Linked DNA regions of Homo sapiens: regions 1 and 3 are each linked to region 2. Evidence: chromatin contacts called from ENCODE Hi-C or POLR2A ChIA-PET data. All regions are on one chromosome and are shown on one strand. The core of a region is the stretch at or near the end of the contact, and the rest is flanking DNA. Distances in the headings are between cores, read along the strand shown.

Region 1 (2,703 bases), core at 108-2,607, 1.7 Mb before region 2:
TGAGGTGGAAGTGACCGGGAGATAATCTCCTGCTGTTCATTAACCATGCCGCTGCCTCTACCTCAGGCAGGGCAGGGCAGGCAGGCAGGCCACTGGAAGGCTGACTCAAGTGTTTCCTTCCTTAACTTAGAAGCTCCTCCTATCCTCAGACCAGGGACACAGGACACAGAGGGACAGGATGGGGGTGGGGGGGTGACATCTCTAGATAGTGGAGGGCATCTTGAGAGCAAGAGGCAGATGCCCCCTGCAGCCAGCTTCTACGTTTAGCGGGGTAATCAACATTCAACCTCGCCCTGGAGGAAGACACCTGGCTTTCCTTCCCCCGTAGGGCAAGGCTGCGCCTCTCCACTCCCCTGCCGGACAGGCGCCCGCAGTTCCCCTCCCCTTTGAGGAAAGGGAGGCAGGCCCGGAGGTTCTAAGAACGGCCCCAAGATTTCCCTTCTTGAGGTTTCCATAGCCCCAAAGCCTCTGAATCTCATTCCTAACTTTACTTGACAATCTACTCCTAACGTTCGCCACCACTTAAACCTCCCCCAGGCCTCCCAGGGACCACCAGTGGCTGAGCCCCACACAGCGCACGTTTGGGAAGCTTGAAGACGACCCCGAAATGCGAAGAACCAACGTTTCTGTCGGTTTACGCCCTTAAGCACGAGGCAAGGGCTCACTGGCCCGGCTGAAGTTCGGGGTCCTGATCCCCCACCAGCCCCGCCCTGTTAGGCCTTTAGCCGTTTCTGTGCCCCCGCGCCCCCTACTCACTGCGTGTGCTGGGCGCGGCCTGCGCCGAAGACCTCGTCCAGCGCCACCGTGGCCTGGCCCAGGAACTTGTCGACGCCGATGAGCGAGCGGTGCATGGTGGTGAGCACCAGCTCGCAGGCGGCGGCGGAGCTCGCGGCCCAGGGCGCCGGGCCCGCGTCGGCCTCCTGCGCCCGCAGCAGGCCATCCAGGGCCCCCGGCGGCAGCTCGAAGGAGCACTCCTCACGCCACTCGGGGCAGCCGTGCGTCTTCTCCACCACCGACGTACTGTACTTCTCGCGGCCCACCTGGATCACCGTGTACGCGTCGCTGGTGCTGCCCGCTCCCGAGCTCTTGCCCCGCAGCCCGCGGGCCCGCAGCACCGTCACCTGGACGTGCGTGGGCAGCCAGCGGGAAGGCCCCGCCGCCGGCTCCGCGCCCCGCACCAGGGCCATGGCGGAGAAGCGGGGGGCGAGGTCTGGCCGAGCCGGTGCAGACCCCAGGACCTGGTGACAAACCCGGCCGCGGCAGAAGGCGGTCAGGAACCAACTCTGAGCGCCGCCGCAGCTGCGGGCTGGGCTGGGCCGGGCCGACCGGCCGCCGCCTCCCCGCCTCACCGGGCCGCTGGCCGCGGGCCGCGCCGCGACGTCAGCGCCCCGCCCCCTGCCCCGCCCCGCGCCCGCCGCCCCAACCGGCGAGGCGGTGCGACAGGGATGCGGGCACGCAGCTCGCGCCCCGGCAGCCGCAGACCAGCCCGGAGCGGGAAGGGGCGGTGCGCGGCCTCTGCAGAGGGTGGGCGGAGTTCCCGCGGTGGCCCCGCCCCTGGCTGGGGGCGCCCGAAGCAACCCGGCCTCGCTTGTGGGGAGCCCTACACCCGCGGCCAGGTACGAAAAACCCGCTCTGCGCCTCCAGGCCAATCCCACGTCTTCCTTCTAAAAGTCCCTGCTCCGGAAAGCCCTCTCCGTAAAAGGGTCCCGGCCCGCAGTTCCTGGGATGGCCAGCCTCTTGGCGCGGACTTGGGGTGATGGGGACCCCCGCCGCTCCCCTGACCCCGGGCCGCGCTCTCCCCTCCTCCAGTCCGCCCCTGCGGGGGAAAATGCCGGAGTGAAACTGGAGCGATTGCCGCCCCGCCACGTGACGGTCCCGCATCGGCGACCTGGAAGCGGGTGAGCTGCCGCCGCCTCCAATCTCTCCCGGCGCAGGGGGCCGGGATGCGGCCATGCGGCGGCGCGGGAGGCCCGAGAGCGGGGCTCACCCTCCTCAGACTCTGCGGCGGAGAGCCGAGTGATGAATAAATGAGTAACCACATCAATATTTAAGTGTTCACTCGGAGCCTTGGGGCCAGTGTGTCACGGGTTGGGGGAAATTACAGGCCCTGGTGGGGGGTTAAATAACTACTTCCACCCATTATTAAGTGCCTACTGTGTGCCAGGGCCTAAGTATTAACGTATACTTGGTTTATTATTGATAATAACGATGTTTAGTAATTATAGATGCTGAATTTCAGCCAACTCTGGTCAGTGCGCTTTTATATGCATTACCTCATTTTATCCTCAGAGCAACTCTGTGGGGTGAGTATGGCTTTTATCCCTATTTTCCAGAAGATAAAATGTCAGCTCAGATGGGGGAGGGTTGTGAATCCACTAGATGCCCCCAGAGCGTTTTTTTTTTTTTTAACTTTCAGAGCCTGTACTTTTAAAATAATAATTTAAAAATAATACACACAGCTTTTTTAAAAAAATCAAATAGGACAGAATGGCTTGCAATGAAAAGCAAGAACTCCCTCTCCATCCTTCAATCCAGGGATGCTGCTTAAAGCCACTGGTGTTTTCAGGTCTGATGGTTACCTCCACATCACTACATTAAGATGCTCACATAGCTACATCTGCATTTATCAGGACTGGCCACTGTCTGTTGCCTTCCTCCTATGATAGATAATGATTTAGCTGGCTCACACCCACTTCCATCCCT
Region 2 (2,700 bases), core at 82-2,581:
ACATGGCAGACCTTCATCTTCCTTCCCTGAACCTTTTCCAACCTTAGGCTTGCCATTCTCCACCAGTGCTAATGTCATGTCTCTTGAAATCTGTATTGAAGTCAGTATTTCATTCTTGCCAGTTTCCACTGTGTGTTTAAATTTGGAGTCTGGTGTCTAGCATTAGCTGGGGTTGGAGCTTCCACTCCTCTCAGCATTGGTAAGCCTCCTCACCCACCCCATCCCATGTCCAAGATCACCCAGTTACACACTTACCATCTACCCAGTTCATTCACATCATCAGTCCCAGAGCTGCAGAGATGCTCTTTTTCTACCTCCTACTTCTCTGGCTCTTAGAGAGGCAGCATGGGATAATGGGGCAAGCGAATAGGGCCTTAAAGTAGAGGGACAAGGGTTCTCTTCCCTATCTGCCACTTATTAGCTATGTGACCTCGTGTAAGTCTCTTTTCTTTTTGAGACAGGGTCTCCCTCTGTCACCTAGGCTGGAGTACAGTGGTATGATCATAGCTCACTGCAGCCTCGAACTCCTGGGCTCAAGCTATCCTTCCACCTTAGCCTTCTGAGCAGCAGGGACTACAGGCACATGCCACCATGTCCGGCTGATTTATTTATTTTTATTTGGGAAGATGGGGGTCTCACTATGTCGCCCAGGCTGGTCATGAACTCCTGGTCTCAAGCAACCCTCCAACCTTGGACTCCCAAAGTGCTGGGATTACAGGTGTGAGCCCTGGCCTTGCCTCAATTTCCTCATCTGTAAAACGGGGTTAGTGAAACTCACATCCTATCAGTGGTTTTGAGGATGGGCCGACTCTTGTATTGCCTGCTCTAGTACAATCAGCAGCTAAGGCGGCTCACTTTCCGGCCGTGCTACAATAGGTAAGAACTAGGATGCTTTAGACGTGTGACTGGGCAGTGGGAGCCCCTCACATGATCCCGAGATGCCAGACAGTGTCTCTCCGCACAGGGCGTGTGCTGGTCCAGAGGCCCGTTTTTCCAGTCGCCCCACACCCCGGGTCCGCGATCACGCTCCCCCCACCCATAGCCGAGCCTGACGCGGCGGTGGCTCATGCGCCTTTCCGTCCCAGCCTTTAGCCACGGACCACACGTCCCATCTCAGGCGCCCCGCCCCTCCCCCGCCCCCCGCCCCCGGCGCGCCTCCCCAGGCTGCCGGCTCCGGTGTCTGAGCGGCCGCGCCCGCGAGCCGTGAGCGATGATTGGCTGCGCCACGGCGGCGGGCGGTCCGTGGGCGCACACACCCTCCCCGCGCAGCCAATGGGCGTGCGCACGTCACTGATCCGGAGGCCCGCGGGCCGGCAGCCCCTCAATAAGCCACATTGTTGCATGAAACTCCGGCGCAGGAGTCCCGGGCTGCCGCTGGCAACATCGTGTCACCCAGCTAAGAAAATCCGCGGGCCCGAGCCACGCGCCTGTGAATCGGAGAGGTCCCACTGCCCGAGTGGAGCCGGGCTGAGATTCTTCTCAAGTTGAGCCTCAGTGATCCTGTGGCCGAAGTTAGCGCCTTGACGTGGGACAACCGGACACGTCGCCAGGAGAGAACTGAGGCGCCTTCTAGCAGTTGTGACGCCAAAATCACGTCTCCGGAGACCCGCGCCCTCCGCCAGCCGGGCGCACCCTCGCCGGTAGCCTTCTTTGTGCGCCGTCCGGACTCCCAGCTCCCGGCCCGGCAGCCGAGCCCCAGCACAAAGCAGTCGGACCGCGCCGCCCGCCTCCCCTCTCGCGTCTCCGCCTCGGTTTCCCAACTCTGCGCCGTCGGGCCGCGGCAGGATGATTGCCTCGCATCTGCTTGCCTACTTCTTCACGGAGCTCAACCATGACCAAGTGCAGAAGGTAAGTCAGCGCGGGCGGGGCGGCAGGCTGGGCTCTGGCAAAGTGGTCTGGCCTCCATCAGTCTCTTCCTCGACCCTGCGGGGACCCGCTTCCTCCCTACTCCGGGCCTGGGAGCGGAAAAAGTTTGGGCAGCCGGGACACTCCTGGGCGCCAGGAGCCACGTCCGCTAAGCACAGCCGGCGAGTGCGCGCGGGCGGGGAGCCGAGGTCGCGCTCCGCCGGGCGCCCTCCCTCCCTGAGCTCCGGCACGCGCTCACGCTCTCTCCCCCAGTCCCTTTTTCCCTGTTACTGGAGGGGCGGGTCACCCCGCAGGTAGTCAGGGATTGCTGCGCCCACGTGGGAGGGAGCCCCCTTCTGCAGCGCGAGTTCCGGCGAGAGCACGTGGAGAGAATCGTGGCTGCGGGAGGCTGCTCCGCTGCCGCGTGGGGCCGCCGGGGGCCGTCCGCGCTCGCGGACCGCGTGTAGGAGACGAGCGGTTCCCTTCTCCTTCCCCGCGGCCCTGCGGGGGTGGGCTCGAGGAGAAGCTGACCCGGGAAGGAGTAGGAAAGGGGCAGAGGAACTCCGCCCGCCGCGCCCCCTCCCCGGAACTGTGGCGCCCGGAACTGAGGCTCGGCGAGGGGCGTCCCCCATTAACCCCCGCCCCTCCAAATCAGCCTCGGGACCGCCCAGCCTCGTGTCCTCAGGATCTGCCTCTGAGTAAGGGGAGGACTTTGGTTGTTACTTTCTGGTTTGCCCTAAAAGTTACTCGGAGAGGCCAACGCGCCGCGTTCCTGGATTACTTGAGATTCTTGAGATTTATGTCCTTCCGAAAACGAGCTTTTTTTTCCTTAAGCCTCGACCTGTCTGTTCCCAC
Region 3 (2,700 bases), core at 95-2,594, 1.1 Mb before region 2:
AGTAAGTAAAAACATCTGAATGGAAAACAAAACACAAACTGGCCAAAATGTGGGTTTTTTAAAAGGCTTTTAAACAAATATTAAAAAGAAAATACACCAAAAAGTTAATGTTATCTCTTATTTAGAATTAATTTGACTTTTTCTGTTACAAACAGAAAAAAATATATTTGTGAACGATATCCTGGCACACAGTTCAATCATTAGTCATGCTAAGGTGGAAAAAATGGATACAGAAAGACATAATCAGTAGGATCCCAATTATATAAAAAGATACACATATTTTTTTAAAATACATGAAAGAAACACTAAAATATGACCATCTTGGGTAGTGAGGTTATGAGGTGATTTTTATTGTCCTTTATATAAAAGAAAATATTTTGTTATGTATGTTCTGAATTTTCTACAGTAAGCACACAAAACATGAGTACACATAATAAGAAAGGAAAAAAACGTGCTTTTTAACACTGAGTGGGGGGAAGAACCCTTAGAAAACTTCAAAATAGTTTGTTCTTGTTTAGCGTAATTTACTCACTCAGGTCAGAAACTTGGAATCATCGTTGAGACCCAACCTGTCACTCAAATCCTATATCTAATCCGTAAAGTCCTGAATTTTCACCTGCTAAATATACTTTTGATTCGTCCACTTCTCTCCCATACGCTAGGTCACATCGCTCATCTACAGCAGTAGCCTTCTGAGTGGTTTCTCACAATTCCTGCCCTCCTATAATCCAGTCGTCACCAGCAGTTACAGTGATCCTTTCAAAATGTACATCAGATCTTGTCATTCTGCTGCTCTTATGATAAAGCCCCAACTTTGTGTCACGGTGTTCCACACTCTACGATCTGGTCCCTGCCTCTCCTCTTCTGCTACCGCCGCAATGGCCTTCTCTAAGCTCAAGTCACCAACCTTTCTCCCCGATTCTGCCCTATCGGACAGGTAGTTCCCTCTCTCCTTTCATCTCCGCCTGACGCACTCCTCCCTCCCTTCAACTCCATTTGGAGTCCATTTACTACAGCGCCCAGAACCCCGGCACTACGGCTCTTTTTAGTCTGAGGACTAGCTCCTTTTTGGGCCCAATCACAACTCTGAAGAATCCTGCGCCTATCCGCTGCATGTCTCCTCACTAAACTATTTCTTGAGGGGACAGCCTGACTCTATCATTCTCGTGCTGCATTCCCAGGGGCTGGCCTCGTTGCCGCTTGAGAAATACCAACCGCAGCCGTTGTCCCAAAGACACTACTAAAACTGCCCGGACCCTCCCGCTCCCGAGCCTGCCCGTTAGAGCGCAAGGAAAACTCACCATCCGGCCCCCAGTGCGTCTCGGAAGAGCTCCCGCTCCGAAACAAAGCTCACAACTTCCGGAAGCGATGGCCAATCCCCGTCTTCTTCGAGCCAGTTTCCGGATAGGCCGGCTCGGGGTGGCCATCTGTTTCCGGGTCCTGGTAGGAGGGGTGCTTCCGCCCATGGTCCCGCCCATTCTTCCGCCTCCCCAACCTGGGTCCCGTCAACGGACGCGAAGGAGAACAGGGGCTGTATATCACTTCCGGCGAAGGAAATGGAAGAATCTATGGGCTGGGACCGGAAGCTGGGGTCTGGTTTTGAGTCTCGGCTTTGTCTTAACCTGTGTTGGGCGTTGCACCGGGCGACCTCAGTTTCTTCCTGTACAAGGAAAAGTACTGACCAAAATGAGTTCTACATACATTTCCGCTGCTGGAGATTTCTTTGGTTTTTGAGACAGAGTCTTGCTCTGTTACTCAGGCTGGAGTGCTGTGGTGCAATCTCGGCTCACTGCAACCTCCGCGTCCCGGTTCAAGCCATTCTCCTGCCTCAGCCTCCCGAGCAGCTGGGACTACAGGCACCCGCCACCACGCCCCGCTAATTTTTTGTATTTTTAGTAGAGACGGGGTTTCACCGTGTTAGCTAGGATGGTCTGGATCACCTGACCTCGTGATCCACCCGCCTTGGCCTCCCAAGGAGCTGGGATTAGTTCTTTTTCTGGGCCATGTCTCCTGTGACACTTTGGACTTTTGAGTTTAATGCTGGAACAAGTTAAAATTTTGGTAGGTGATTGGGAAGGCATGATTATGTTTTGCAATGTCAGAAGGACATGAGATTTGGGGGTCCAGGGATGGATTGAATATATGTCCCTGCCAAATCTCATGTTGAATTGTCCCCATTTTTGGAGGTGGGACCTGATGGGAGGTGTTTGGGTCATGGAAGTGGATCTCTCATGGCTTGGTGTCTTTGCAATAGTGAGTGAGTGCCAGGAAGATGTGGTTATTTAGAAGTGTGTGGCACCCTCCAACACAGTCTCTTGGTCCAGTTCTCACCATGTGATGTGCCTGCTCTCTCTTCTCCTTCTGCCAATAGTAAAAGCTCCCTGGGGCCTCCTCAGAGGCCAAACAGATGGTGGTACTATGCTTCCTGTACAGCCTGCAGAAACATGAGCCAATTTAACCTCGTTTCTATATAAATTACCCAGTCTCAGGTATTTCTTTGTGGCAATGCAACAGCCTAATTGCAGGGGGCAGGGGCAGGGGGAAGAGGTGGGGAGGCATGACACACTGGGCTAAAACATGAAGAACATTCGGCCAGGTGCGGTGGCTCACGCCTGTAATCCCAACACTTTGGGAGGCCGAGGCAGGCAGATCACCTGAAGTCGGGAGTTCGAGACCAGCTTGACCAACGTGGAGAAACCC

The links. Hi-C counts contacts between places; a loop is a spot of excess contacts on that map. ChIA-PET counts read pairs that join two places held with the same protein, here RNA polymerase II (POLR2A). Pooled maps may share reads with other maps.
Region 1: a loop to region 2 is called in a map of CD4-positive, alpha-beta T cell, with 9 times the contacts of the local background. The contact joins the promoter of RAB11FIP5 here to the promoter of HK2 in region 2. A Hi-C loop is called at or near these places in 1 of 168 maps with a recorded cell type or tissue (CD4-positive, alpha-beta T cell) and 6 of 50 pooled maps. POLR2A ChIA-PET finds 5 or more read pairs at or near these places in 1 of 52 experiments (MCF 10A).
Region 3: a loop to region 2 is called in a map of B cell, with 7 times the contacts of the local background. The contact joins the promoter of TPRKB here to the promoter of HK2 in region 2. A Hi-C loop is called at or near these places in 1 of 168 maps with a recorded cell type or tissue (B cell), 1 of 37 single-sample maps with no recorded cell type and 9 of 50 pooled maps. POLR2A ChIA-PET finds 5 or more read pairs at or near these places in 1 of 52 experiments (naive thymus-derived CD4-positive, alpha-beta T cell).

The regions. Positions count from the first base shown.
Region 1 is chr2:73,111,591-73,114,293 of GRCh38, forward strand. RAB11FIP5 (RAB11 family interacting protein 5) reads right to left here and starts at 1,358. Exons shown (of 6, transcript NM_001371272.1): 1 at 757-1,358. The coding sequence starts at 1,187. RefSeq lists silencers at 1-209, 1,367-1,456, 1,527-1,686.
Region 2 is chr2:74,832,796-74,835,495 of GRCh38, forward strand. HK2 (hexokinase 2) reads left to right here and starts at 1,332. Exons shown (of 18, transcript NM_000189.5): 1 at 1,332-1,848. The coding sequence starts at 1,786. HK2-DT (HK2 divergent transcript) reads right to left here and starts at 1,192. Exons shown (of 1, transcript NR_185897.1): 1 at 1-1,192. RefSeq lists silencers at 824-893, 1,074-1,303, 2,224-2,473 and an enhancer at 2,050-2,700.
Region 3 is chr2:73,736,001-73,738,700 of GRCh38, forward strand. It overlaps TPRKB (TP53RK binding protein), which reads right to left and starts at 1,345. Exons shown (of 5, transcript NM_016058.5): 1 at 1,302-1,345. RefSeq lists enhancers at 1,607-1,686, 1,727-1,786.